3 separate regions of the Mus musculus genome follow, and all the other regions are linked to region 2. Evidence: chromatin loops called from intact Hi-C (ENCODE). Cell type or tissue: left cerebral cortex. All regions are shown on one strand. Links, peaks and the distances in the headings refer to the core of each region. The heading gives the core; the rest is flanking DNA. Region 1 holds the start of Hoga1 (4-hydroxy-2-oxoglutarate aldolase 1). Region 2 holds the start of Zfyve27 (zinc finger, FYVE domain containing 27). Region 3 holds the start of Ankrd2 (ankyrin repeat domain 2 (stretch responsive muscle)).

What was found. Peaks named below come from ENCODE experiments on the same cell type or tissue, not always from the same donor. Only the 100,000 strongest peaks of a DNase experiment are listed, where the experiment ranks them.
Region 1: it touches region 2 in a loop (2.9-fold over the local background); 23 of 42 quality-filtered maps call a loop at or near these places.
Region 3: it touches region 2 in a loop (7-fold over the local background); 23 of 42 quality-filtered maps call a loop at or near these places.

What each region holds. Positions count from the first base shown.
Region 1 is chr19:42,040,677-42,049,058 of GRCm38, forward strand. It overlaps Ankrd2 (ankyrin repeat domain 2 (stretch responsive muscle)), which reads left to right. Exons shown (of 9, transcript NM_020033.2): 5 at 1,276-1,374; 6 at 1,693-1,791; 7 at 3,077-3,175; 8 at 3,367-3,465; 9 at 4,185-4,434. The coding sequence ends at 4,331. It overlaps Hoga1 (4-hydroxy-2-oxoglutarate aldolase 1), which reads left to right and starts at 5,194. Exons shown (of 7, transcript NM_026152.2): 1 at 5,194-5,434. The coding sequence starts at 5,242. In left cerebral cortex, for the core only: a CTCF peak has its summit at 4,716 (motif pointing right); a DNase peak (open chromatin) is centred at 4,741; H3K4me3 peaks cover 580 bases.
Region 2 is chr19:42,161,526-42,172,505 of GRCm38, forward strand. It overlaps Zfyve27 (zinc finger, FYVE domain containing 27), which reads left to right and starts at 9,042. Exons shown (of 13, transcript NM_177319.3): 1 at 9,042-9,260; 2 at 10,021-10,218. The coding sequence starts at 10,022. In left cerebral cortex, for the core only: a CTCF peak has its summit at 4,849 (motif pointing left); DNase peaks (open chromatin) are centred at 2,889, 4,832, 8,041 and 9,000; H3K4me3 peaks cover 1,528 bases; H3K27ac peaks cover 1,598 bases.
Region 3 is chr19:42,029,220-42,040,199 of GRCm38, forward strand. It overlaps Ubtd1 (ubiquitin domain containing 1), which reads left to right. Exons shown (of 3, transcript NM_145500.3): 2 at 2,670-2,897; 3 at 4,370-5,422. The coding sequence ends at 4,755. Ankrd2 (ankyrin repeat domain 2 (stretch responsive muscle)) reads left to right here and starts at 6,808. Exons shown (of 9, transcript NM_020033.2): 1 at 6,808-6,903; 2 at 10,631-10,732; 3 at 10,865-10,980. The coding sequence starts at 6,817. In left cerebral cortex, for the core only: a CTCF peak has its summit at 6,300 (motif pointing right); DNase peaks (open chromatin) are centred at 5,475, 5,889, 6,343 and 9,235; H3K27ac peaks cover 416 bases.

The sequences.
Region 1 (8,382 bases), core at 383-8,382, 120 kb before region 2:
GGGCTAAAAATCTTCTATCTCCCTAGAATCCCTAGCTGTAGGACCTGGACCTGTGGCTACGCTGTTCCCTCCTCATGATCCAGATCGTACTAGTGTGGACCATGAGTGCCACAGTACATGTTGAATGGATGGAGGGACTATAAAGTGTGTGCGGAGATAGGACACTTTCTCTTCCTTGTGATATTCACTCATGCTTCTTTTTACAATTATCTTTATTTATTTTAAGACTGGGTCTCACTATGTAGCCCTTGCTGTCCTGGAACTCACAGAGATCCACCTGCCTGTGCCTCTGTGTTCTGGGATTAAAGCTGCACACCACCACGCCTGGCTTACAATTATTTATTAATATTGTTAGTATCATTTGCAGCTCCAGGGCACTGTGTGTGCTAGGCAAGTGTTCTACCACTGACTCACACCCCAGTCCCTATTTTTATTATTCTACTGTGGAAATATATAACATGAAATACATCATTTTAACCATGTTGATTCAGAGTGGCACTGATTACAGTGTTGTACGACTATAGCCACCATCTGTTTTTTTTTTTTTTTTTTTTTTTTTTCCTGTTGCCTGGTGCACTTTTTTTTCCTTGCTCTCATCCCTGTCATGATACCAAGCCTGACAGTGGCTACCTACCCTTGGGCCTGCTCTGTACTATGATAGACATCAACTACGTCTTTTCTGTTCTTTTGCTTCCAGGCTCTTAATGGTTTTTTTTCCCCTCCCATTTGCTGCATATCAAGACAAAAATATAAGATAAAGCAAGAGGAGGGTCATGGAAGACTGCCCATAACCAGATGATTAGCCCATAGAAAGACTTTCATTGTGGCACAAGGGTTCCCTGAATCCCAAGCAGAAAGTGGCCTTCAGAGAGGGAAGTCTGTTCCTTCCTGCCTGTGCATCCAAGCCCCGCACTTCCTGTCCTAGGGATGCAGACTCCAGCCTGTCAGTGTTTCCCTTAGACTCAGGAATGAGCCGGAGGCAGCTTGGAAAGAGGTTTCAGTAAAACCATGGCACACATCTGTGAATCACCACCAAGCATCATAGCATGTGAGGTAGAATAGCCATGACCAGCAGGGGTGCCAGCCACGGGCGTCAGCTGTCCAAAGCTGTGGCTGGCTGCACAGGAGCGGTGAAGAAGCTGGAGTCCCAGAGCAAGACTCCAAGGCCAGTCTGGATAAGAGCTGGCTAAGCACAACACACATAGGCACCAAGTTTTAGCAAGGCCTAGGCCTCGGTTTCATGGAACTCAGGCCTGACAGTCTCTTTGGGGACAGTTCCGTCGGACAGCACTGCATCGGGCCTCCCTGGAGGGACACATGGAGATACTGGAGAAACTTCTGGAGAATGGGGCCACCGTGGACTTCCAGGATCGGGTGAGAGGGCAGGTATTGGGTGGGAGGTAAGAAGTAGATCTAGTCTGTAGAATTCTACTTCCTGTCAAATCTGTTTTAGTGGGCTGCCAGTGGGCTACCAGGGGGCCAGGTCCTACCTCTGTGTGTTCTGTGACATCCAGTGAGCCCCATCACCCCCTAAATTGTCTCTGGGACTCTCACGTGGACTAGTTGGGTCCTGGGCTGTCTATCTGTCCTATTCCCATATCTTTTGTCCTTCCACTTTCTTGGCTTCAATCCTTTCCCCAGAGAGCTTCTTTCCCTTCAGCTCTCCCGTTAAATCCCATCTATCCCTTCCAGCTGGACTGCACAGCCATGCACTGGGCCTGCCGTGGGGGCCACCTGGAGGTGGTGAGACTCCTGCAAAGCCGGGGGGCCGACACCAACGTGAGAGACAAGGTGAAGCAGTGCTTCAGTACACATTGGGGTGCATGGGAGGATGGGGACAGCCAATGGCAAACAAGCTCAAGTGGTGGCCGGTGGGCAGGTAAAGGACCAGCCTGGTTTCTAGTCAGCTGCAGAGAGGCTTCCGGCCCTCCAGGGAGCTTGGCAGGAGCAAGCGCTGAGAGGAGACAAAGACAATACTCTCTTGGAGCTGTGGTCCACTGAGAAGATACAGGGTTTGTACATCCTTGGCATCCGCCATCCTTCATCATCCACCCGCCTGTCCATCAGTTTATTCATTTATTCATCCATCTCTTTACATGGAACCTTGAACAAATACCTTGGCTTCCAAGGCACCGTTTGTCAGCCGTAAAACGTGTGGAGTTCTTACATAGATTAGGAGGAGAATGTTTGTAAAGGAATTACTTTTTAACACAAGAAGCTTTTGCCACATCTACCACAGTCATTTCTCAGTTAATGGCATCGAATATAATTATTCAAAAATGCCGGAGCTGGGTGATGGTTTCACATCTTTAATCCTAGTACTCGGGAGGCAGAGGCAGGAGGACCACTAAGATCAAGGTCAGCCTGGTCTACACTGTGAGACTTTGTCTCATTAAAAAAAAAAAATTACTAAAGAAAGTGCGCCAGGTGTGGTGTGTGACTCCATGGTAGCATACTTGTTTAGTATGTGCAAGATCATGGGCTCAGTCCCACTGTTCCAATGAATAAGCATGTTAATTGATTGAAGGAGAACCTAGATACCTGGGAGGCAGAGATAAGAGAATTGAGAGTTTGCAGCTGCCTGGGCTAGGTAGTGAGGCCCTGACTTTTTTTTTTTTTTTTAAGATTTTATTTATTTATTTTATGTATATGAGTACATTGTAGCTGTCTTCAGATATACAAGATGAGGGTATTGGATTCCATTACGGATGGTTGTGAGCCGCCATGTGGTTGCTGGGAATTGAACTCAGGACCTCTGGAAGAAGTCAGTGCTCTTAACCGCCGAGCCATCTCTCCAGCCCAGAGTCCCTGACTTTTTACAAAGGTGGAGGAGTGGACAATAGTTCACTGCCAGGCAAGAAGGGAACTGTAGTAGGCTCGCCAGAGGAGGTGGCACTTAGAGCTGTACGATCAGGCAACTGGGAGGGATAGTGGTATGTTGGACCATTCTCTCCTGTCCAAGGCTCAGGCTTTGGCACTCGGACTTGAGAGTAGGATTAAGCTGGAGATAGCTCTTCCACCCCAGGATACCACAGCCCAGGCCCATGTGCCAACAGTCCTGTTTCCTCCCGCACAGCTACTGAGCACTCCCCTGCATGTGGCCGTCCGTACTGGACACGTGGAGATTGTGGAACATTTTCTTTCCCTGGGCTTGGATATCAATGCCAAAGACAGAGTGAGTCCTTGCTTGCTCCCCTGCTCAGCCAATATGGGTGTAACAGCAGCCTACCAGGCTGCCAAGGGCGAGTAGTCCTTCCTTACAGGACCCTAGGGTGTCTGCTTCTGAGCAAGGTCTTTAGCCCCATCTCCTATCACCCTACCCACCCACTGACCTCAAGGGTTACCTGTGTGCTACACTGATTCTAGGAAGGGGACAGTGCCCTACATGATGCCGTGAGACTCAACCGCTACAAAATCATCAAACTGCTGCTCTTGCATGGGGCGGACATGATGGCTAAGAACCTGGTGAGTCTGTTCCTCGGGCTTGGTGGTTTGGGGTGCCCTTGCATGGTGGATGTTCTGCAGAGGCCATGGGGCAGCCACAGCCTAGGTACTCATGTCATTGGCGCTTGGCTACACCATCCTAATCCCAGGTCTCCCTTCATGTGTCAAGGCCCAAAGCATAAGTTTAGAGAAACAATAAGAGAGGTAATGGGAGGACTTCCCCAAGGTTCCCAGATAGGTGAAGGGGATCGCAGTGCCCAGGCCCAATCCATGGAGGGCCAGTGGAAAGGGAATCAAATTACTTGGTTGGTGTGGCCATTCTAGCACCTCATGTTGGTTCGTGGTAGGTCTCAGACTTTCTATGAATAGATGTCCTCTGGCCCAAGCCTATCTATTGGTTCACAGAACAATCACAGGAGAGGGGCATGGAAAAGTTCTTCTGGCACAGGAAAGCATAGGGACATTGAGGGAAGCAAGAGCACATGGAGAGGGTGTGGATGGTCTTAGCCTTGCAGACACTGGGGCTGGACGATTCATAATGAAGGGACTTTCCTGTGCACTGTCCCAGCATCTCAGGTCTCTGCCCACTAGATAGCAGTAGCAACCATAACCTCTAGTTGTGAAATGCAAGATGGCTTTACCCCTGGGCATTTGCCTCTAGCTGAGAACCACTGGTACAGCTGAAGACAATTTCGGGTGGACTGCTCAAATCTGAGTATGTCTACTTCTATTTTCTCCAGGCGGGAAAGACCCCCACGGACCTGGTCCAGCTCTGGCAAGCAGACACCCGGCATGCCCTGGAGCATCCCGAGCCAGAATCAGAGCAGAACGGACTGGAGAGGCCTGGGAGTGGCCGTGAGACACCTCAGCCTATACCAGCCCAGTAAATACCTACCCGGAGCTGGGCACCCAACCCCCTACTATGAGCTGCCTGCAGCCAGTCTAGCAGGAACACCCCTAGATGCAACACAATAAAGTGCTGGCTTTGCTATTTGTGGCGTTTGTCTCTGTTCGTGCTCCAAACACGTAAGAGCAAAGACTGGATGCTAGAGTGAGCTTGGGAACGCAGGAAATGTGGAGTCCCTTGGGTCCTGAATTAGTAGGTCTCCCGACGCTGGCCTGGCCTTGCTTTGTCCCTCTCATCCTGCTTTTCTTTCCTAATCCCTGGGGCCGCGATTGTGGTATGTTTCACACTGTGGCATACTCATCTTCTGCTCCTATCTTCAAGACTGTTCCATGGAGCTGTGTGTCCCTGTGTGGCCAGCAGAGGGCTAACACGTGACGGCCCTTGGCAGCCACTTGTAGACAGGAGGAGTGATTTTTCACAACTGCTTCTGGAAGAGCAAGTGGTTGGCTACAGTAGGGCGGGGCCAGGCCAGCTCAACCAATCAGTTCCGTCATGTTCAGCCAGCCTGGAAACGGAGGGTGTGCGTGTTGGGGTCGGGGGTAAGGGTGGGGTGGGTGGCTCCAGGCCCTGGCGCTGGGTAAAGAGGTCCCTGTCAGAGACTGTTTTTAGTGTTGAAACCCCAAGGGCCAGCTCTCTTTTAGGCCGTAATTGTGGCGTTTCTCCAGCGGCTTTCCAGCAGGGAAGAAAGCCGGCCTGGAGACTCTCTAGACCCGCCCCCGACCTGGGACACCCAGTGCAAAGCTGCACGCTCCCAAGCCATGCCCACAGGTTGTGGTGGGAACACAAAATTTTAACTGTGTATGTAGATCATTAACAGAGCGGGGAGGAAGGAGTCCAAACTCAGTTCCCCTGTGGTCACAGACAGCTGAGGCTCCAGACCTCCCGCAGAAATGCTGGGCCCCCAAATTTGGGCCTCCATGAGGCAGGGTCTGAGCAGGGGCTTGTCTAGGAATGTGAAGGGCAAGAAGGTAGACATTGCCGGCATCTACCCACCCGTGACCACCCCATTCACCGCCACCGCAGAGGTAGACTATGGGAAACTGGAAGAGAACCTGAACAGACTGGCCACCTTCCCCTTTCGAGGTAAGAGGGAAGTTGGGGAGCCAGATCCAGGAGGGTGGGGAGCTGTGGGGAAGCTCTGGCACTTTGGACAGAGCCTCACCTGCCTTTGTTTCCCCATCTGGGAAGGGCTAAGGCACCTTCTTTACTCCCAGGGTTATTGTAGTGAAAACATGGGGCAGTGAATGGGGGCATCCTTGTCTCTCAGGCCCGCTTGCTGATGGGAAGGCGCTAGCCAGGTCACACAGGAGGGCAGCCTGTTTTCAGCCTCCTTCCCCCTGGAGCCTGCCTGGGGGCTCAATGTGCTGGATCCTCTGATCCACCTCTTGTTTTAACCTGGGTCCTCTCCTTGAGGCCACGGACTACATCCTATGTGAGATTCATCTGCCTCACAGACATAGGTCCAGTAAGAGAAGGTAGAAAAGGGCAGTCCCCTGCCCTGCTCCATCCCATTCCACCCACCCAGAGCAATTCCTGGTCAGTGCTGTCAATGACACCATCTTGTAGGAGGGAACGTGGGCTCCCAGAGATGTGGTCACTGTCTAAAGCCACTCAGCTAACACATAGCTGAGCTGAGACTTGAACTGCTGACTAGAAGCTCTGTTCTGCCCACTGATTCTAAGTTGTGGGATCTATCTAAGACTATCCCTACAAATGTCGTTTGGTGGGTACCAGCTTGGAAAATGGCTTCCCTCTGACTGAGAAGAAGGTACAAGCTAGCAGCTAGGATAGTGGACTCTAGTTTCCAGTTGCAGTTTTGCCAGTGGTCTTACTCCGTGGGATACTCTAGCCCTGTTTCCCCATATGACACACGGGAGTGATAATGCTCTTGCTGTGGGGCAGCCAGAAGAAGAATCTGGAAGAATGTGAAGAAAAAGAATGGTATAGATTCTATAGTGCTATAGATTGGAAGGGATAGACTCTTGGGAAGTCTCAAACCCTGGGAGAACTATCTGAAGGATCTATTTAATATATCAAAGCGGACCTGGCTGCCAGGTTCTCCCAGCCTCCTTCAGTCCCTACCTGTTACAGGTATGGCTGGCATACCCCACCCTCTAGTTCCCTCTTTCCCCAACTCTCCAGCTCGGGGGCTGGGCTGCCCTATCCCAGAGGCTCTTCTCTGTAGAGTGCAGCCATTTTGGTTATCCACCCCTTTCTTTTACATCTTGGCCCCTGCACCTGATTCCCTTCCCTCCCATCCCCCGTCCCCTCCTTCCTCTCCTCAGTGGCTCAGGGTCCTGGTCACTCTGGACTCTCCCAGATGTTTCTGCCTCTGGCTATGCTCTCCCTTTGACCTACAATGAACTTTTCCCTCCACCACACCTAGGAGCAGTCATGCCCTTTTTCAGTTTTTATTTTTTTTTTTATTTTTTCATTCAACACTGTAGCAAAACTGCTTGGTGCTTGGTGACAGTGACCACTGGCCCAGGTGAGCCCACTTCATAGCTCAGGACCCAGATGATGTTTGTGAAGGGACAGTGGCCTTTGGGTGCACGTTCTGAGTGAGCAGGGGATAGCATGGCTACTAGAACTTGCTTATGCTGGCCTGGAGGGATAACCCTTAGCTTCAAATTGAACACTGTGCTTCAGCTTAAAGATCAAGGACACTTAGTGTAGGGGCCAGAAGACTGGCTTCTGTATCCATTGTGTTTCTGAAATCCTGTATTTAGGATTTCACAGAGATCTCCACAGTTGTCTTTGAATTCCCCCTTTGTCTCTCTAACTCATGCAACCAGCATCGGGTGCCCTGGGCAGGTTTGTTGTTTGGTTGGTTGGTAGAGGGAAGGATTTGGCTTCTGGGTTCCTGATGCTGTCTGATTCCTCCATTCACCACATAGCAGGAGATTGGGGCTTTGGGAGGAAGGCGACCAATCTCTGAAGTTGGAAGACTCCTCCTCTGGCTATTATAGCAACTGAGAAATCACACTCAGGCTGGAGAGATGGCTCAGACATTAAAGGCTAGGCTCACAACCAAAAATATAAGAGAAATCACACTCCCTCTGTAGTCCAGTTTCCTTACTTGAGAATAGGAGCTAAGCCCTCAGGATCTTAGCCAGTGGCTCAGTATAATTCCCCCAAGATAGGCAGCCAAGATAGGCTGGCACAGAGGACGAAGAGTCAGGGGTGTCTTTTCAAGGTTCTTGCACTTAGCCAAACATTGATATTTCTCTTTCTGGAATAGACCTTGCAATCTTAACACTCAGGAGAAGATAAAGACAGTTGCCAAATGCTATTGCTACTTTGTATCAGTGTGGGTAACAAGCCCTCCAAAGAGGTGGGAACCTGCCCTTGGTGCTTCAATGAACACAGAATATTCTTGAAGGCTTAGTCTGAGACTGTGAAGTTATTTGTTTTGATTTGTTTTTTTTTGAGACGGGGTTTTTTTCTGTGTAGTCCCGGTTGTCCTGGAATTCCCTCTGTAGACCAGGCTGGCCTCGAACTCAGAGATCCCTGCCTCTGCCTCTCAAATGCTGATAAAGTATTGTTAATTTGTGATTGTTTAAATGAAGAGTATTCCTTTAAAATAAAAGTTAAGGACGAGATGGCACACTGGGTAACGGCTCTTGCTGTCAAGCGATTTGTTAAGTCCAATCTCCAGAATCTATGTAAGGTGGAAGGGGAGAACTAGTTTCTACAAGCTATCCTTTGACCTCCACGTGCATGCCATGGTACACATGTCTCTCCCCTCCCACAAATAAATAAGTGTAAAAGGCATTTTGGGGGGACAGATTAACTAATACTTTATCAAATGTGTTAAAAAAAACCCACAATTATTAATAAAAGGACCATGCAAAACCTTTAGCCTCTGTTTATGGAAAATACATGTCAGTTCTGGGTCACAATTGTTCTGTTGAACTACCAAAAAAACAAATCATAAGAAAGTATTGAAAAGCTATGCAATGGCTGCTTTTAGTGTCAGCTACAACAGACCAACCCCCATTAGCTGTTTTGGAAAGTGAAAGTGGGCCTTA
Region 2 (10,980 bases), core at 1,837-9,836:
CAAGCTGGCCTCAAGCTCAGAGGCACTCATCTGCCTAGGTGTCACCCCTCCCATTATTCCTGAGTGCTGGGATTAAAATGCATTATTACCATGCTTGACTAGTTCCCCACCTCCCCATGTTTTCAAACAGGGTTTGTGTAGCCTTGGCCATTCTGGAACTCATTTTGTAGACCAGGCTGGCCTTGAACTCACAGAGATCTGTGTGCCTCTGCCTCCCAAGTGCTGGGATTAAAGGCATGTGTGACCATTGCTTGGCTGCTAGTTTGGTTTTTAAAAAAGACGTTTATTTTGGGGTTCAGTGGATAAAAGGACTACTTGCTCTTGCATTAGTACACGGTTCCATTCCTAGTGCCCACATGGTAGCTCACAACCATCTGCAACTCTAGTTCCAGGGCAACTAATACACCTGGTATAGATATAGATATAGATATAGATATAGATATAGATATAGATATAGATATAGATATAGATATAGATATAGATATAGATATAGATATATATGAGGGCAAAGTCTGAAATACAAATAAATCTTTTTAAAAATATTATGTATTAGTTTACTTTTGTGTGTGTGTGCATGTGTGTTTGTATGTGTATGTATGTGTGTGTGCACATGCCACAGCACAGTTGTGGAGGCTGCAAGCAGGAAACAAAGATCATACTGGGATTAGCAGGACCACTTTTTTGTTTGTTTGTTTGTTTGTTTGTTTGTTTGAAACTGGGTCTCACAATGTAGAACAGGCTAGTCTCAAAATCAGAGATCTGCCAGCCTCTGCCTCCCAAGTGCCAGGATTAAAGGTGTGCGCCACCACACCTGAACTAGAGATTGAACTCAGGGCTTTGTGCACACTAGGGAAGCATCTACTATTCTGGGCCCAGAGTGTGATTTCCCCCCCAAGAAAGATGAAGGCTATTAAGGCAGGCATACAGGCACACACCTGTAACTTAGCCTTGGAGCCAGGAAGGTTAAAGCAGCAGATCAAGAGCTTGAGAGCCAGAGACCAGCCTGGGCTGGATACAGCAAGAACTTGTTGGGGCTGGAGCGATGGCTCAGTGGTTAAGGGTACTGACTGCTCTTCCAGAGGTCCTGAGTTCAAGTCCCAGCAATCATATGGCTCACAACTATCTGTAATGGGATCTGATGTCCTCTTCTGGTATGTCTGAAGACAGCTACAGTGTACTCATATAAATAAAAATAGATAAATCTTAAAAAGAAAAAGAACTTGTTTTTTGTTTTGTTTTGTTTTTTTGTTTTTTGTTTTTTGTTTTTTGTTTTTTGTTTTTGGTTTTTCAAGACAGAGTTTCTCTGTGTAGCCCTGGCTGTCCTGGAACTTACTCTGTAGACGAGGCTGACCTCAAACTCAGAAATCCGCCTGCCTCTGCCTCCCAAGTGCTGGGATCAAAGGCGTGCGCCACCACCACCCAGCAAGAACTTGTTTTTTAAAAAAATTCTGAGGTATTTACCCCCATATTCTCATGAAAGATATTCTGTGAATCCTTGGATTAATGGATGTTGTTGCCCAGATATTATAACAAAAACATTTTAGGAACCTAAGAAAATAAAATTGATTAATATTCATACATACTTTCAGTTTAATTTTTTAATATTTTATTTATTTTTATTTCATGTATATGACCGGTCTGCGTACATCTATGTCCATGCACCATGTTTGTTCTTGGTCCCTGTGGAGGTCAGAAGTGGGTGTCAGATCCAGTGGAACTGGAGTTACAGATGGTTGTGAGCTGCCAAGAGGGTTAGGAATTGAACCTGTGTCCTCTGCAAGAGCAGCCAGTGCTCTTAATCTTAATCCAATCTTAAGATGGAGAACCATCTCTCTAGTACCTCCTTTTAAAAAAACAAACATTTTTATAAGTTCTTTAGGAACTTCACACAATGTATTTTGACCACATGACTTCCCAACTCCTCCCAGATCCACCCCAACTTCTTGTCTTCTTAGATTGTTCATTTAAAAACTCCAATTTTTGCTCCACACATTTCTAGGTGTAGGGCTATCCAATGGAGCACAGTCAGTCCACCAGGAGCTGCACCTTCAAAAAAACCAAACTCTCTGGGCTAAAAAGGTGGCCAAGCAGTTTACAGGACTTGTTGCTCTTGTAAGAGGACCCAGGTTCAATTCCCAGCAACCACAGAGTGGCTCACAACCCTCTGTAACTCTGGTCCCAGAAGATCTGATACTTTCTTCAGACTTCTGTGGGCACCAGGCACACACGTGTTGCACATACATACACATAGCAAACACATCCATACACACAAATAAAATAAAATACACATAAACACTCAAAATAAAATACACATTAAATAGATGTGTATTTTAAACAAACCCCATAGCCCCTCCCCCCTGTCAGTTAGGGGTAGAGCTTGTGACCTCATTCCATGCTAGAATGTTGACTGAGGTTCTCCTCTCACAACGGTCCGCTGTGGGTTGTCTCCAGAAGTGGGGGATGGTCTCTACGAGGTACTTTCCCTCTGCAGTGAGCTGGCTGGTCCAGGAGGGAGGTAGCCGGATGTAAGTTTCTGACTTTTGAGCATCTTGGTCTGCAAGCAATGTTCAGCAACCCCACTCACTTCCTTGGAAGTCATATGCATGTGCAAAGGGGCTCAGAGCCATCGTCCCCAGACGAGCAGCCTCTGCCCATCAATCCGGTGGTTCTGTGTGAGGGAGTGTGTTATACGTGAGGGAGTGATCCCTGACAGGTTTTGTGGATGATAGTTAATTGCCTCTTTCGTGGGAGCCATGAGGTTTATTAGGGAGGTTTTTGCTGCTTTCCACTGTGAGAGTTTTTTGCGCCAGTGTTTGATGAATGGTTGTTTTCATGGCTGCCAAGAGCTGCTGAGTAAGGATGTAGCTGCCGACGTTCGTTGCCTTGCTGTTTGTCCAACAACTCACTGTCTCCCAGCTGGAAAGCTCATTACTCATGAGCTCTTCTTTCCCAGGTACAAGAACATAAAGATGTATTTATGGAGCACCGTTCAAGGGCAACAGGAGCAAAGCTGTTGATCAAAAAGAATTATACAGTCAAAGAGTGCATTTACATACAAAAGACGAAAATGCAAATGCTAAAGAGAACCCGAAGACATGTGCCAAACATTCTTTCCTTTTTCCATTCATTAAGAGAAGGGGAAGCACAATTCATACAACGTAGAATTCCACATAACAGTTTTCACTTCAAGATGAATTTTACAGAGCTAATATAAGCCATTGCTACCAGCTCATTCCAGAATAATTTCAGCCTCAAAAGAAACACTGTGTATCTTGTCAGTAACTCCGATTTCCCTCTTTGCAGCATAAAGTCTGTTCACACTATTCATTGGGCAGCATGAAGTCTGTTCACACTGTTGGGAAGCATAATGTCACACTGTCTGTTGGGGCAGCATGAAGTCTGTTCACACCATTTGTTGGGCAGCCATCACCACTGCCCCATCTGCAGAGCTCTTCCCATCTCACAGGATGGAAATTCTCACTAAACAACTCGTTTCCCTTCACTTATTATTTATGCATTTTAATAAACAGTCTGACTATGTAGCTCAGGCTGGCCCAACAACTCACAATCCTCCCTCTGACTTGCTAGTACTAAGGGTGCAGGTTTGCACCACCAAGCTCAGGTAGACACTGACCATCTAGTGTGTCAGGTCTCTATACTTGGTTTAAACTGGAGATGCCCAGATGTTGAATGTCTGCTCTCAGAAGCTCAGGGCACCACGGGAGAAATGCAGGGTGATGGCCGTCTACCAGAGGTAGGACAGAGTTCTGTCCAAGCATAGAAAAGGAGGCGAGGGGTTAAATGAGAGATGCCACCAAAGGCATTTAACAGGATGTGGGTGGTGAGTGGGAGGTGGTCAGGGGCACGCCCTCCACAGGGTCTCTGCTCTTCTCAGCTGCTAATGTTACTTTTGTATAATCTTCCTTCCACACTTAAAAAAAAAAAGTTATTAATTGCTGAATTGTTGTATTCGTTCTTATGTATGAGGCGTGTGTGTGTGTGTGTGTGTGTGTGTGCATGTGTGGGGAAGCGGTGCAGAGGGTGACTTTGCAGTTAATTATCTTTAGTCACCTTTATATGGGCTTTGGGGGTCAAACTCAGGCTGCCAGGTTCGTGCAGCAAGCATCTTGCCACCCCATCCCCGCCACATAAAATCAATACAGTATTGTAAAAGTGACTGAGTGCTATATGGGGAATTGGTTTCTTGCCTTGTTCCATGTTGGATTTCTTGCTCGGGAATGTTAGTCATAGTGCCGGTAAGACACTCAAGAATCCCTCTGGAGAGCCCCAGCTGAGAAGGTACCAAAACCTTCTTCCAGTGTGACTGTATGCTCATGCCAGCACCAAGTTAGCAGCCACTCAGCGCCAACGCTTACAGGGACAAAGCTCCATCCAGCCTCAGATGCAGGTGAAGCTAAGAACTAGCTGAGGTGTCATCCAAACCTACACACTGTCCATTCAAACACCTCCAAACCCTAGAGCCCTAGAATAGTGTGAGGCAGTGCATGTTAACTGCTCCTTAAGGAATTTTGTTTTTGTTTTGGAGGTGCCCTCTTGCCCAGGCCAGTTACCATGGTTCTGGGGATTGAATCCGGCCAGAGCTTTGTGTATGGCAGGCAAGAGCTCTGCCAGCCCGAGGTGTTAAGTTTGAACAATTTGAGAGACAATAATTTGAACAAGTATTGAGAGACATGAGAAAGATAAGGAATATTCTGAAGAAGTGAGAAAACAATAGAGCCTAGCACGGAAGATCTGGCCAGGAACCGGAATTTGAAGTGCAGAGATGATTCCGAAACTCACAGTTCTCGGGAAGGGTAGGCGAGTGCGCCCCCTCGTGGCAGAAATCATGCTTAACCATTCAACCTTCCCAGCTTGCGCTCAGAATGTCAGCTTAGAATTCCTCCAAAGGCCATCGTGAATTTTATGACTCAGTTATGTGGCCCATAAACACACTCCCGTAGCGATGCAAGACTATCCTCTGAAATGTCAAGTTAATGTGTTAAGAGTCCTCTCTGGTCATTTTCTGTTCTTTCTTAGCCTCTTGTTTTTATTTGCAAAGCCTGCTGATTCATGATTTTCAGGAGGAGACAAATATGTAGAATTCAATTATAAAATGTCAGAGCTAGGCCTGGAGGTATATCTAAATGCTATAGCACTTGCCTAGTATATGCCACACCCTGGGTCCCATTTTTTACCAGTACTGAAAATAACTAAGATAACCCCAAAGTATCTTATGAATAGGGCAAGGCTTTGCTCATTGTTCTGGTCTTTAGAGCCTTCTTTTATTCGCTGATATTTGTCCCAAAAAAACCCCTAGGAGTTTGGGAATCATATTCCCCAATCCGAGAGTAGCTGAAGGGGAAAATAAATATAATTAACATTGCCACCAGTCACAGCCAGCCTCAGGTCAGACACAGGTGGGAAAGTTGCCAAGAAAATGAAATTTGCCTTTGGGGAGAGTTACTGATGGTAGAATGCCAGGTGGTTAGGTCATCGAAATAAGCAATTTTTTTCTCTAAGGAAGGAGGCCTTATTTTCTTTGAGGCAGGATATTGCTATTTAGCCCAGGATGACCCATGGTGCTGGGATCACAGGTCTGCTCTCCCACACCTGACTGGAACAGAGGCAGGTAACTCTAACTCTCCCCTATGCTCAGACTTTTACTGGAGGAACCAGTGCGTTGTATTCTGTCTGAGTCGAATTAGTGCCTCCTATGGAACTAAGAGCTCCTGGAGACTTTTTTTTTTTAAACCGAGACAGGGTTTCTCTGTGTAGGCCTGGCTGTCCTGGAACTCACTCTGTAGACCAGGCTGGCCTCGAACTCAGAAATCTGCCTGCCTCTGCCTCCCAAGTGCTGGGATTAAAGGTGTGTGCCACCACTGCCCAGCGAATGAGACTTCTTATTTCTACCAGACCCAATGCACCATTTTAAGGGAAGAGATATTATACTGGGCCTTAGAGTGGAAGAAACGAGAACATGCAAACTTGGAAGATGCGGGCGTGAGTGCCCAGACCTTGGGGAGATACTGACAGGCATGAATCACTTGGGGAATAGTTGTGCTAGAGGCTAGGTGCATTGAAGTTACTCCAGCCAGTTTTCCCGGTAGCCTCAGTCTAGGCAGAGGATCCATTAAGCAAACAGGCAAGCGACTTTGCATGTGCCAAGTGCAGGACTGGGCAAGCCCAGGGAAGCAAGCCAGACGGACACCTATCCCACTGGGGTGTATGAGGGAAGACTCCCTGAAGAGGTGAGGTGAGCTCTGAGCTGAGCTGTGAAAAGAGTAGGAGGTGGTCAAAGCTGGAGCAGGTTCTGGAGGAGCCGAATATGCCTGGGCCTGGGGGGCGTGTCCCAGGGGCGTGTCCGGGGGGAGTGTCCCTGTGTCCATGAAGATGGTCTCAGGTGAGTATCGGAATGGGTAATGGTGTGTGTGCAGGAGGGAAGAGGGAAGAGTGGGAGCGGCTATGGACCCTGTAGGTTCAGGGATGAGCTGGGTCAGAAGAGGGAGAAGCGGGGTCTGCAGAGGCTGCGTGCTTGAGAGACTAAGGGGGCCCCTGGGAATAGTCATCCAAAGGAGGAGGTAGATTCCAGCAGACAGCTTTAGTACTACGTGTGGCATTCTAGACTTCTGGACCTCCTACAATGATGATGAGTCTCCTCGTCCTCCTCCTGGCCTTGAACTAGCTATGTAACTGAGGATGGACCTCATCTCCTGATACTCTTACCCCCATCCCCAAGTGCTGAGATTACAGCCATGTACCTGGAGTTGATGCTGGAGATCACACCTAGGGCTATGCAAATACTCTAGCAACTGAGTAGAGTATTTCATTAACTCTGGGTCTACATCACTAACTCTAACCAGCCCCAGGTCCTCTGCAAGAGCAGCAAGTGCTGTTAATTGATGAGCCACTTCTCAGTGCCCACCCACAACTAACGTTAAAAAAAACATTATTATGTATGTGGTGTGTGTGTGTGTGTTTGCAGCTGTGCATGTGTGCATGAGAGGAGGCAAGAGGACAGTTCTGGGGAATTGCTTCTCCTTCACCATGGGGCTGGGGGATTGTACTCAGTCCTTCAGGTTTGTACAGCAAGTGTTTTATCCACCAAGTCATCTTGCCAGTCCACAGATTTTGAGCACTTAAAATGTGCTGAGGAGCTGGGCGGTGGCACTGCACGACTTTAATCTCATCCCTCAGGAAGCAGAGGCCAGTCTGGTCTATAGGGCGCATAGTGCCAGTGCTCTAGCTTCTGATGACATTAGCTAACGGCTGATGGTGAATGTGAACGTGAATGCAATCCCCAGGGAGGGTTAGAAGCAAGGAAGGTGGCAGATAGATGACATTCAAGGGAAGAAAAACCCTAAGGAGACCTTGAGGGTAGGAGGCCAAGAGAGGTGGTCTCCTGGACGCTCAGGTGGGGAAAGGAAGAACAGCGAAGTGTCCAGTGTTGCTGAGAGCTCCTGCAAGGAAGACTGGAAATGTTCGCTGGGTGTGGCAGCCAGAAAGGCAGAGGTGACCCAGGAAGACGGGATTACAGTTGGCGAGGGCTGAATAGGTGAGGAATGAGCAGAAGAGCGGGCAAGTCAGAGGAGGAAACAAAAGTGGAGGTAAAGAAATTTCTTGTGCATCTTGTCTCCAGGCGAAGGGGTATTACTGAGAGTAAAGATTTCAGAGCCTGTGGGACAGTGACCAGCCTGAAGGAAGTGAGGAGAGCCCAGATTCCCAGTGCAGCTGAGTCCTGGCTGAGGAGAGCAGGCGTGCCTGTCTCTCTGAAAAAGAGATGCTGGACGAGATGTCAGTGAAGCTTTGGGGTAGCTCAGAGGAGGGGTTATTGTCGGCTGAACAGCTAGGGAAGGCTGCTCACAGCTGACTCCTGCTATGATGGCTTGCTTGGGTTTGGATGGAAGCAAGAATCGGGGCAGGCAGGTGTGACAAGCAATCTGAGGACTTGGCAAGAGTCCAGGGCCCTTGCAGGTAACAAAGAGGGTTCAGCTGGCTGAGACTGAGGCACCTGAGAGAGAACAGCAGGACAGATGAAGCCAGTGGATGCAGCCTCGTGTGGGTGGTGGTATGGCTGGGGTTGCTGGCATCCAGTGATGTATTTGGCTCAAATCCCAGCTCCGAGCAGTTTATGTGCTGTGACATTAAAGAAGTTACTTACCATGACTACAACTCCTCATCTGTGAAATGGTGATAACCCCGATAGGGTTATTGAAGGAGGAACAGATAAGATAATGTGCACAAAAAGCTTAGTGTACTGCCTGCCTGCTGGTTAAATGGAAACCCATGGGAGGTGTGTTTTAAGGGACAACAGCTGGGTCACAAGATGTGAAGAGGATAGAGCTAGGAACGGCCTGCACAGGACCTTGAACACAGCAGCTACGGACCACCGTTCCGTCTCTGCTAATGTTGTAACCCTCGAAATTACTGATACTACTAGAGAAACTTCAGTGTCGTGTACAGTTTGTCTCTGCGTTCTCACGGCAAGCACTATAGCAGACAGCTGGTTTCTGTGCTGCTGTGTCTTCCTGCAGCAAGCCAGGGGCTCTCTCACCGTTAAAATGGCACTACCCATAGGCACCTGACATACAAGATGTGTTTTCTGTCTTCCCTAGGTTCTCAGAGCTTCTATCCACATTTTCTTTCTTTTTTTTTATCCTTCTCCATCCCTGCCCCCACACGCCCCACTTTTTTTTTTTTTTTTTTTTTTTTTTTTGAGCCAGAAGCTCCCATAGCCAAGACTGGCCTTGAACTTGCAATACTCCAGCCTCAGAAACCAAAAGGCTGTGGTTACAAGTGTGTCACCACGCTAGACTCTCTAACTGTCCTTGCTGTAATGTTCCGGAGCTAGGCTGGCTCCCAGGTCCTAGGACTCCCGGGCATTAAACGAGTCATCTCTTGGGTGGCAGGAACAGAGTTAACCAGAAATTAGCCAAGGAGGGAAGAGTGCGCAGGCGCAGTATCAACGCGCTTGCTCACCTGCGCTTGGGTGGGAGGAGCTAAGCCCGGAGGCCGGACCCAAGGCGGGACGGGCGCGGTGACGTCACGGGCGCGCCACCGCAGAGTGAGTCGCGTCCCGGAAGCGACGGCGGTGGAGGGGCAGACGGTTCCCGGGTGGACCTGCGACTTCGGAGCGTCGGTGGGAGGTGGCGTGGCGTGGCGTGGGGTGGGGCGGGCCTGGCCTGAGGGACCGCTCCGGGGCTTGGTGGCCCTTCTGTCCCCCTGGCCGTTCCTGTCTCTTCCTTTCCTGGGACAGCGTCCGGGTAGGTGACGACCGTGACGCCCCAGCCTCACTGTATTTATTTACGGAGCCTGGCCCTCCGGCCCTCCCACCGCGTGTGGGTCGCCACCTGCAGGCACAGCGACCTTAGGCGTGTCCTGCCCTGCGCGGCCTCAGACAGGCTGGTGGTCTGGGCCTCTGTCGGCACTGACCTGCTAAGCCTGTCTCGCGCTTGCTTGGGTTCCCTTTCTCCCTAGCTCGTCCTGTCGAGAGTTTGGGGTCCAGTCGACCCCTTTCCAAGTGATGAATGGGAGCCAGGGTTAAGAGCGTGATAAGAGTGTTGTTAGGAGAAATTCATGAACCTCTGGGAGCCCTGGTAAGGGTCTCCCAGTGTACACTGGCGCGTTCATAAAGACTTCCCAGGACAAGATGGTCCCCCTTACCCTGACACCTGAAGGAGGAGCTAAAGATAGGAGAAAGATGTCACAGGACATCTTTTCTCTTGGCATTACCTACTGCCTTCTTTCAACAACCTGGTTATTAATGGTTTATATGCTCTTGAAAGGTCTGTGAGGGAAAGGAGCGTTGGAGGGGCTCATGAAGAGTGATAGGCTTTATAGCGAAGACATCCCCTTCACCCTGCTACTTCCTACTTCAGTAGGAATAAAATTTCTTGCAGTGTGAGATGGGTATTCGCGTTCACCTCTCACAGTTAACCTTAGGAACCACACGAACTGTAATGCAAGGGGGAAATGTGTTGTAGTCTGGAAGTGCATCGTGAGTGTAGGGATTTACGATTACAGAATGCAGACTTCGGATCGGGACCTGAGTGGGCCGGAGGCGAGCCCCAGCGGGATGCCTGAGGTTCTCTCTGAGTGTCCACCTGCCCCTACCAAGTCAGCAGCGTTTGATCTCTTCAACCTGGTCCTGTCCTACAAGAGGCTGGAGATCTACCTGGAACCCCTGAAGGATGCAGGGGACGGTGTTCGATACTTGCTAAGGTACAGACTTTAGGGTTCCTTTGTTCTTCCTCTGGGCTCTCCTGTCTCCCTGGTCTTTAGCAGTTCTGGCCAGCTAGGCAGTAGTTGGGCTATCCTTTCTGCTCTAGCGATGACTAGTTCTGGGGAGACTTGTGTGACCTTTAGGTGTATTCAGGTCTACTTGTGTTCCAGCGCTATGCAGGGAAGGTGGGAACTGAGAACCACTTGGTCTTCATCAGGACTGTAGTTGGATAAGCTCCTCTTAGGGACTGCTGGAAAGACACTGGCCTAGTATAGCTTAGAGCAGATGTAGGGATTTTTTTTCCCTTTTCTCTCTGAATATTAATGTAATTAATATTAAAATCTTGATTTTTATTCTTTTGTATGCATGTGGCGTTGTGTGCAGGTCAGAGGGCAGCTTTTGGGAGTTAGCTCTCCTTCCAGGGTGGATTCTAGGGACAGACACAGGCTTGGCAGCAAGCACTTTACTGGCTAAGCTATTTTGTTGTTGTTGTTGTTTTTGTTTTCGAGACAGGGTTTCTCTGTGTGACCCTGGCTGTCCTGGAACTCACTCTGTAGACCAGGCTGGCCTCAAACTTAGAAATCCTCCTGCCTCTGCCTCCCAAGCGCTGGAATTAAAGGCGTGCGCCACCACTGCCCAGCTGGCTAAGCTATCTTACCATCAAGTTATAATTTTAAACAAACTCAACTACAAATACCTTTGAAAAAACGAGATGCCATTTTCACTGTTACTTGGGATTATGGTTTTCAATTTTTTTCTAT
Region 3 (10,980 bases), core at 2,723-10,722, 130 kb before region 2:
TTTCTTAACTGCAGAGCCAGCTCTCCAGCCTCAAAATGTTTTAGTCACGTGAAAAGTTGACATTAATATAAATATGAAGTAAAAGGATGATTGAAATCGTATATTGGCATGAAAATATCTTAACTCCTTTCGGGGAAAAGGATTGTAAAGAAATGAATTTAATATCATGATCCAAGTGCAGAGTACAGGAGAATATTGCACCTGTCTGCCTGCCTGCCTATCTCTCTCTTTATTTCTTTCTTTTTTCCTTTTTTTTTTTTATGACAGGGTTTCTCTGTGTAGTTCTTGCTGTCCTGGAACTCACTCTGTAGACCAGGCTGGCCTTGAACTCAGAAATCCGCCTGCCTCTGCCTCCCAAGTGCTGGAAGTAAAAGTGTCCACCATATTCCTTTTGAATTCTAAGTAATTTTTTCCCAGTGGCAGCATAGTACAGTGGTCAGAGGCTGGACTTGGAATCAGAAAGTCATGGGCTTAGCGTCTGTTTGGCTTTTGACGATAGACAGACTCCTGGTTTTCCCATCTGTTGGGTTGTTCTGAGGTGTAGCCACGCGCCAGGGTGCATTTCTAGTATGCAGAAAGCCTTGCCTTTTTTTTTTTTTGGTTTTTCGAGACAGGGTTTCTCTATATAGCCCTGGCTGTCCTGGAACTCACTTTGTAGACCAGGCTGGCCTCAAACTCAGAGATCCACCTGCCTCTGCCTCCCGAGTGCTGGGATTAAAGGCGTGCGCCACCACGCCCGGCTCTTTTTTTTTTTTTTTTTTTTTTTAAAGGAAGGAAAGAAAGAAGGCAGGCAGGTGAGGTGGGGCATTGAGTCTGAGGACTTTCCTGTGTTCTGGCATACTTGGCTGTAAATGGTTTGCGTTACTAGGTTTCTCCTTGTTTATGGTGTGGCTTTGGCTATTTATAAGGTAGGAAGCATATTCATGGGCATACGATGACCCCCTTTTCCTCTCAAAGCATGGGGGGTGGATCTTCCTATAAGGTAATTATTCCCATGATCCTCTTGAAAAGCTTAAAGATGGACCATAGCCACAGTTCGAACGTTCTGTAATGAAGTGGAGTACTCTGAGGATACAGATCTGTCATTAGTGCACAAGTCTGACTACTGGGAAAGTTCGCTGGCACCATAGTTGCTGGCACCGTGGGAAGACCCTAACTGCAGCCTCAAGGATGCTTGTCCATAAAGGGCGTCCTGGCCACTGAGCATTGCTGGGCACTGCTGGGCCTTCCTAGTTAACCCAGCTGGTCTTATTCTGTTATTCTTAAGGTATCTGTACTGTTTCCAGATTTCTTTTATGCTGAACATATACTTCTTTATAATCCAAGAGCAAGATAAAAATGTCCAATAACAAGCTGGAGGCAGTGGGACATGGTTATATTCTCAAACCTTAGAAAGCTGAGGCAGGAAGATCGTAAATTCTAGGTCAGCCATGAGATATTCCATAAAATAAAATAATAAACCTTTAACAACAGCAAAGGTTGTGCAAACAGTCCCTAACTTTGGATCTTTTCATTGTCTATCTGTCTTTTTTCTTTCCTTCCTTCTTTCTTTTCCTTTTTTCCTTCTTTCATTTCCTTTCTTTCACTTTCTTAATTTTTTTTCCTTAAAAAATCACATTGTCAAGGTTAGAGAGATGACTCAGTGGTTAAGAGTGCTTGCTGTTCTTACAAAGGACCCTGGTTCAGTTCCTAGCAATCTTGTATGGCTCACAACTATTTGTAAGTCCAGTCCCAGAGGCTCAGATACCTCCTTCTGACCTCTGAGGGCACGAGGCATACACATGGTGTGCACATGCAGCTAAGACGCCCATACAAATCACAGAAAGTTTAGAAACACATACCCATACCCACACGGAAGTCAGAGGGCAGCGTATAGGGGCTGGTTCTCTCCTTCCACTATGTGGGGTCCTGGGAACAAATGTAGGTAGTGCCTTACTCACCAAGCTGTCTCATCGGCCCAAGATCTTTTGATTTCAGAAGGTGCAGAAGTGACAGACAACCAGTAGAAACCACACCTCAGCTTTTAAGTTTGATCTTTTCCTCTGCTAGCAGCGTACAGTGTGACACCCTCCCCGTGCTGGCTAGCAGCTGTCTCAGCCATTCATGGACAGCTGACACTCAGCTTGGACTGAGTTGCTAAGCTACAGTGGTCTGTAGATTATAGACACTGAATTTTGTCTCAGAATATTTTCAGTTTATAATGGATTTAGTAGTACATTGTAAGTTGAGGTTCATCTGTACAGAACATACTTGGCTCAGGGGCTGGAGAGACGATGGTTCGGTGGTTAAGAGCACCTGCTTCTCTTATAGAGGACCCTCGTTTAGTTTCAGCTCCCATGTGGCAGCTCACAGCCGTTCATAACTCCACTTCCAAGACGTTTAACACCCTCCTCTACTGGTTTCCTTTGACACCAGCCTTGCACATGGTGCACACATATAAAATAAAAATAAGTAAATACAAGGGACAAGAACATACTTGCCTGAAATCTTTATTTCATATTCCTAATGTGGGTTTCCATACTCTTTCCTGCTATTCAGAAAGTGTCCCAGTGCCCTAAATACATAGGGACTGGTAGAGTGAAGTCCCTGATAGGCCAGGGCCAGAGAGGGGGTCAGTTACAGCTTAAGTGGCTTCCAAGATGCTGAACCTGTGCACCTGTCTTACCTAGGTCGCAATGAGCCCTTGAAGAAGGAGCGGCTCAAGTGGAAGAGTGACTATCCCATGACTGATGGGCAGCTGCGGAGCAAACGAGATGAGTTCTGGGACACAGCACCTGCCTTTGAGGGCCGCAAGGAGATCTGGGATGCCCTCAAGGCTGCTGCCTATGCTGCTGAAGCTAATGACCATGAGCTGGCTCAGGCCATCCTGGATGGAGCCAGCATCACCCTGCCTCATGGTAAGCAGGCAGGGCCTGGGCTCTGTCCTTACCTGGACTGGGGCTGGAGGTTTCATTAGCGCAGAGGTGGAAAGCAAGTTTCTCATGTGAGAAGTTTCTGTTTTAGCTGGTGGAGATGAAGGAGTATGCCTATATGTGTGACTGTCTTCTTCGTTTAAATGACTCTTTATGGCATGAACAAAGAAGCACAAGGCACAGAACCAAGCGTAGTGGCACATGCCTGTGGTCATGAGAGGTAGACACAGGGGGAGCTGAAGTTCAAGTTCAAGACCAGCCTAGATTACATGAGACTGTCAGAAGGAGGAAAGGAAGGAGGGAGGGATGGACAGAATCCCCCTTTGCCTAGTGAGAAGACAGGAAGACACCAATAAAACCTACAAGTTTAAAAGGCACTCAGGGCCTGAGAGCATTTGAAGCACTGATCTGGAACCTTCTGCTGCATTGCCGCATTTCTGTTCCTAGCACCCTCATTAGCTGTGAAGGGAAAGTGACAGTGACCTTCAGTCACAGACCTGGGTCTTTTTTTGTTTGTTTTTGTTTTGTTTTTCAAGATAGGGCTTCTCTGTATAGCCCTGGCTGTCCTGGAACTCACTCTGTAGACCAGGCTGCCCTCGAACTCAGAAATCCACCTGCCTCTGCCTCCGGAGTGCTGGGATCAAAGGCGTGCGCCACCATGCCTGGCTTCAGACCTGGGTCTTGACTGTGTTCCTTTCTCAGCTTGTGACTTTTCCTAGCCATATGTCCCAGAGCAGGGCAAGTCTCAGGTTAGAGCCTGAGTCTCTTGCAATCACAAAGGATTAATCGTGATGTGCATAGTACCACCTAGTCTAGTACCAGCACTTACAAGGATACTGAAGACTAAATAAATGTGTTTCCACCTGCATTATATCATACCAGTAAGGAGACAGGGACCCAACCCAACACTTGCATGTGCATTCAGCCACCACAATGTTGAATAAACACATAAGAGGTAGCATCCTGTGGCTGAGGAGCCAGAACCTGATGACCAGGAGGTTAGCCCCAGTCTACTGACTATGGGGAAGGGCTAGGGACAGTGAGGTAGCTGTGGTGAGTGAATTAACCTGCTTACACTGTTGTAGCAGAGGACCACAGGCAGGCTCCTTAAACAGTAGAAGTTTGTTTCTCACAATTTGAGAGACTGGAAAGTCCAAGGTCAAAGGCCCAGCTGTTTAGTCCTGATGATGCTTCTTGGTTTTTTTGCTGTTTTTACGTGGTAGGCGTGCAGAAGAGAGGACTGGGTGGGTTCTCTGTTTTTATTTGGTAGGCATGCAGGAAGAGAGGACTGCTCGGGTTCTCTGGGGCTTTTCCTTGAAAGGAAGCTGGTCCTGTCATTTACCCGTGTAATCTTATTCCTTCCAAATATGCCTTAACATGGGAGTTTGGGGGACACAGCATTCAGTGTGTGACATCAGGCCCCCCAGACTACACTGATCACCCTGCCTTTCCCACAGGAACTCTTTGTGAATGCTATGACGAGCTGGGTAACCGCTATCAACTGCCCATCTATTGCCTGTCCCCACCTGTGAACTTGCTGCTGGAGCACACGGAGGAGGAGAGCCTGGAGCCTCCCGAGCCCACCCCTAGTGTGCGCCGTGAATTCCCACTGAAAGTGCGCCTCTCCACAGGCAAGGACGTGAGGCTCAATGCCAGCCTGCCTGACACGGTGGGGCAACTCAAGAGGCAGCTGCACAGCCAGGAGGGCATTGAGCCATCCTGGCAGAGATGGTTCTTCTCTGGGAAGCTGCTTACAGACCGCACAAGGCTCCAGGAAACAAAGATTCAAAAAGACTTCGTCATCCAGGTCATCATCAACCAGCCCCCACCACCCCAGGACTGACGGACTGACGGACTGACGGCACCAACTCCTAGGAAAAGAGGCCATGGGGGGCCCTGCAGGCTGTGGGGCCCAGTCCTGCCGCCTTCCAGTGCTGCTGTCTTCTTCAGGGGCGCCTCCCACCGCCCTGCTGTATGGCTCTTAGTGAGCTGCGAAGGGACTTGCCCTCTGGGGCACTGGATCCACCAGTGCTCAGCACCCAGGGAGCAGTGCTGCCTGCCACACACAGGCCTTGCCAACCTTGGAGAAAAGGCACATGGCACTCTCCACCACAGGTTGGAGCCATGGGGGCCGTCCTGGCGACCTGTCATCTGGTGCCACGCTGTGCTCACTCCAGTTTTCTGCTCAGGGTTGGAAGCAATTGCTGTCTCCCCTTTATCCCTCACCATGACTCTGCCCTGGGCACAGTGCCAGTCCCCTGGATGGGGAGGGAGCCCGGTGGGCCCCAGGGCTTAAGGAGCTTCAGGTGGGCCTCTCTGCCTCTCCCTGCACCCAGCACAATCTGCAGAGATGAGGCGGGTGGCTGGATAGCCAGGCTTCATGGCAGGGGTTTGCACAGGGCTGTCCCCAACTGTAACCCAGGCAGGGTGGGGTCCGAAGCCTGGTCATAGCCCAGCGGGGCCCTGTGTACAGACACATCTGCATTTTATCAATAAAGCCTTTGCTCCTCTCTTGCCTAGCACATGACTTCCTGTTTCACAGCACGCCAGCCAGCCGGAGCCCAGAGCTTCTGCTGGCTTGGCTGCAGATGGGCACAGCAGAGCATCCAACTGATGCTCCTCCTGGGGGCCCTAGTCTCATCCAACCTCGCTGTGTTCTGTGGGTCCTGAAAAAGGCCACTTCACCTCTGAACACAGTTTGCTTTCCTTTAATGGAGAGATGGTGCCTCCCACCCTGCCTCCTGCAGCAGTTGCTGGGACAATTATGTGTCTGTGTGTGTGTGTGTGTGTGTGTGTGTGTGTGTGTTGGGGGGCGGTCCAGATAGGAAAAGTGAAGGAGCACCCACAGAGGGCAGCATAGCCATGTGGCAACCACCCCACAGGGCCCACATGGGATGCTGTGTCAGAGCGTGGGATGACAAGCTTCCAGAAATGTGCGAGCCAGAGACAGACAGGGCTGTCTCCTCCTGTTTCTTCTGCAGGACTGTGTACATCACCAGAGGGGAATCTCGGGTGCCACTTGCAGTTGTAGAAGTATGGAACATTTGTAGTCCACTGGCAGATTAAACCTAGCTCATAATGACCTCGGGCTCCAGGCTGGGAGTCCCAGGCGAGGAGCTCAAGTGCAGGTCTGCCTTTCCTCTGTGTATTCTCTGTTCTCGGGGAGTGTGACCAGCTCCGCCCACGGCAGTCTGGCATCGCCTAGTACTCGTGAGATGGCCTTAGCTCTGAACTCTGACTTCCTGAGCTCTTAAAACAACACTAGGTTCTGCTGAGGACTCCAGGAAGATGAAACAAACAGATGGACAGGTTCTGTTCATGGCTAATGGACACGCCATGCAGCATAGCCGTGTTTCCCTAGGGCCCATGGGACCCATAGCAGCCACCAGAGGGCAGCAGCCGTTCCAGCTCTTGCTTGGAGAAGGTCTCGGATGCCCACAGGTCTGCTGGGGCTCATACTTGGTTTTTCAGGCTCCCCTGCCTGGCACAAGCTAGACAGCATTTCTGGGCATCCAGCAGGTGGCACTCCAGCCAGACCAATGGCAGCATGTAGGTCCTTTGCAGCCCGTTCACCCTGGCTAAGACTTAGCCAGTTCCCAGCACTGAGGACACACTGGACAGGCCTCTTTCCCGCAGCTGTCCTTCGGGGCGGTGTGCCTTCTGGCTCTGGTAGGCCAGAGGTTAGGGGAGGGGCAAGTTCCCTGGCCTGGACAGTGGCTTCCCATGCTCCCTGGGGCTGTCCGAGGTGAAGGTGACAGGTGGGGGAGGCAGGTGGAGAGTTGAGCTAGTAAGCTCATGACAGATGGAGAAACGAGCCTGTGAGCTAATGACAAAGGCGCCCAGTGGGCGGGGTGGGTGCTTGGGCCTATAAAGACCCCATGCCCTGTGGCTTGCAGAAACAGTCATGGAGGGTACCATGGAGGGGCCCGAGGCGGTGCAGAGAGCCACAGAGCTCATCGAGCAGCGGCTTGCCCAGGAGGAAGAGACTGAGGTGGGAGCTGAGGTGAAGGGTGTCGGGGAGGGAGGGAGGGGGGCCTCAGGGTTAACGGTTGGTCCATCTGTGCTGTCATGAGAAGGGAAAGTCGGCTGCTACCTGGGTCCAGACAACATGCTACTTCCCAGGGCCCAAGCGGGATGTTCCTAACATGGTTGTGGGTGGTGGGAGATGGGGCTTCAGCCCCGCAAACAGGCACTTGGAGGGGGCAGGCCTTCCCGAGACCCTGCCCACTCACCTGGGCTTCAAGAGATAGACTGGACTGGACAGAGAAGACAGATGAGTATTCTCTGGGAAAACCAGAAAGGTAAGGTCCTGACACACACACACACACACACACACACACACAGAATGTCCCCTGGATGCCAGGGCTGGTTGCTGCGGGAGAGCAAACTGACAGGAGTCAGGAAAGGAGATGGGGAAGGGCAGCTGGGACTTAGCCAGGACTGTTGGCAGAGGCCTAATGCACACACGGGTACGTTTTCTCTTGGCTAAGTTAAGTGGGGCTGGACTACTGACTGGTCCTGCTCTACATCTTATTCAAAAACAGTTGAGCCAGGTGTGGTGGTACAATCCTATAATCTCAGAGGTGGAGCCAGCCTGGGCTACATGGTGAGATTACCCCCCCCTGGGGTGGGGGTAGAGGACCAGGAGCCTAGAGTCCAGTGCGTAGGGCGAAGGTGGGCACTAATTGTAACCTTTTATTTGTATCATCAACTAAGAAGAAGGCAGAGGGCAGAAACGGGCGTATGGAAAATGGAGAGTAGTGATGAATGGGTGGGTGAGCCCTTCTGGTCCTCTGGGACTACTCTGGTCAGGATGGAGTGTGAGCTGGACCTTTGGGATTAAGAAGTGTGGTCGGGATGTGGGGAGAGGTACTTGAGGCTAAACAGCAGATAGATAAAAGTGGTCATGAAAATGTGTGACAGACACCAAGAGCTGGGGCTAGAAAGAGGGCCAAGGACAAACCAGAGAAGACCAGGTAAGAGGTGCAGGCTCCGTGAGCAGTGAGGACCACTGACTGTTAAGAGTGCTGTGCCACTGTCTGACCTGTTATAGAGCCGGTTCTGATGTTGCTGATGTTATTAGAGGGGGAAGGGGGAGCCTATCGGAACTCAGAGGCCCCCATCATTTAAGAGAAGTGATGAGCTCAGATTTATCAAGGGGAGTGTGGACAGCAGCCGAGCATCCCAGGAATCTCGCTCCTCCCTCCCCCGAGAGCGTGTGCCCATGGCTGCTGCTGCTGGACAGGAACGTCATCTGCTTGTCATCTCTGGAGTGTGGCCACAAGACACTGGAAGCTTCTGTGAGGGGACACGGTCCTCCCCCATCCATTCATCTAACAAATATAGCCACAGGGCTGCAGGGCCACAGGTACCCACAGTGCCAGCCTTCTCACCCAGCTCCTCTCCCTGCCAGCGTCTTTACAAGCATCCTCTCTAAGCTGAAGTCTGTTCTGTGGAGTCAGGTGGGAGTTTCCTTCTTACTCCGGACCTGCATTCGATTTCATAAACATTCAATGAATGCAAACTCTGCCAGCCCACCAACAAATCTGAGAGGAGTCAGAGTAAGAAAAGGGCAGCACTAGAGTGTAAATTCCTCCTGTATTGGAAGGAATAGAAGGCAATAGATTTGCTGCTCACCAGGTAAAGTCTCCATTAACTAAGAACTACCGGATGGGCAGAGATGCTGCGTCTGTGTGGCCATTACTCATTCACTTGTTCATCGTCTGTTTGATTAACAAGTGTTAAGTGAGCAACTACTCCATGCCAGGCCCTGTCACAATAAATGCTGGAAACAGCAGGTGATTAAGCCCAAATTCCATCCCCCTGATGCTCCCTCATAATCCAGCCAGACTCCCACAAGCTAGTTGTAGCCCAAGGTCATCTCTTTTTTCCTAAAGGAAGATGCCTGAGAACAGCCCTGGAGACTCCAAATCATACAATCCTACAAACCTGCCAGGTTGTGTAGTCAGAAGTCTGGCAAGAAAGGCAGTCAAGGGACCACCAAAATAAACACTGGGAGAGAGTTTGATAGAGCGTTAGACTGTCCTGTGAAGCCCTGAGTTCTAGCTCAGCGCTACGAAAAATCAAAGTAAACGGGAAACATCGGAAATAAAACCTAGAACCTTCCCTGGGAGAGGCTAGAACCAGGGCTCTGTGGGAATGGGCAAGGTGCCTGGGCCACATGAGGGGCAAGTTCTCCCCAGCTGCCCTCCTGCCTGGTTATCCTCAACCTGGGCACATATGTCTACCCACGCTGCTTAGGAGACGCTGGGGAAGAAGTGCCAGAACATCACTAAGACTGAAGCAGTCTGGGAAACCAGAGCTTCAGATGCAGAGAGGAGGCTCGTCATACCAAGACCACGTGACCGTGAAAGCCAGAAGCTGCCGCTCTACCCAAGCTCTGGATATTCAGAGCCGAACGTTTCTGAGAAAAATGCCGTATCTAGCATAGAACTACCAAGCTTTTATATCGCCGAAAGGGCTGTTGTTAGGGGGAGAAAGACGATGGGGCTGGGGACTGTAGCTCAGTGGTAGAGCCCTTGCAAGACCTAAGTTCAATACCTGGGGCTTGGGGGACACCAAGACCAAAATTGCCATCTCTGGTCACAATTATCTCATCAAAACGATTTTTTTTTCCTAATTAGACCCCTGTATCCTTAGGTTCTACCTCTACGGACTCAACCAACCACAGACGGAAACTTTCTTACATTTTGGCTTTGTGTTAAATTTATGTGTGTGAATATTTTTGCCTGCATGTATGTCTTGCATTACATGCATTTCTGGTACCTACAGAGGCCAAAAGAAAGGGTTGTATCCCCTGGAACGGGAATTACAGATAGTTGTTAGCTGTCATGTAGGTGTTAGGAATCAAACCTTGTTCCTCTGGGAGAGTAGCCAATGCTTTTAATTCCTGAGCCATCTAACCCTATGGAAATATTTAAATTTTTTATTTGTAATGAACATGAACAGGATTTTTCCGTCTTTATCCCTTAAACAATAAAAACACTCACATTGTTTTAGTCACTATATATAATATTGAGGTTAAAAATATACGGGACTGTGTATAGGGGTCTTAGGGTTTTACTGCTGTGTACAGATACCATGACCAAGGCAACTCTTATAAGGCAACATTAAATTGAGGCTGGCTTACAGGTTCAGAGGTTCAGTCTATTATCATCAAGGTGGGAACATGGCAGCATCCAGGCAGACATGATGCAGGAGGAACTGAGAGTTCTACATCTTCATCTGAAGGTTGCCAGCAGAATACTGGCTTCCAGGTAGCTGGAACTAGGATCTTAAAGCCCACACCCACAGTGACACAACTACTCCAACAAGACCATACCTCCTAATAGTGCCACTCCCTTGGCCAAGCATATACAAACCATCACAGTAAGTATATATAAAGAAGTATGATATTTTATAAAAGGGCTTAGATTATGCTAGAATTTGTTGTGGTGGGTTTTGTTTTGGATTTTAAGACAGGCTAATGTGTAACTCCAGCTGGCCCAGAACTCACTATGTGGACCAGACTGGCCCTTCAGAGCAGTAATCCTCATTTTTTAGTCTTAAGCGCTCAGATGGTAGGTGTGTACTACTACGCCTGGACAAAAAAAAGAAAAGAAAAGAAAAGAAAGAAAAAAGAAAAGAAAAGAAAAAGAAAAAGAAAAAGGAAAAAAAATCGTATCCTTAGTCTTAAGTAGGTTTCGATGGCTTTCTAGAAACTTCGAAGATCCGCTCCTGGGAAGCTGTCCATGGACATGCTAGTGCTAGAGGAAGAGAAGCGCCTCGGGGTTCAGAGTCCTGCTTTACAAAAGGTTAAGGTAAGCGTGGAGGAACGAAGAGTGTGCGCTCAGGTGACAGGCCAGCTAGACCCTCGACCCGCTGTCATCCTGCTGCCAGCTTGGCTCTTGTGGCTCTTGTATCACTTGTATCATAGGACCATCTCCACACAGGGCCAAGAGCGCGTGCGCAAGACATCCCTGGACCTGCGACGTGAGATCATTGATGTGGGTGGGATCCAGAACCTCATTGAACTGAGGAAAAAACGCAAGCAGAAAAAGCGAGATGC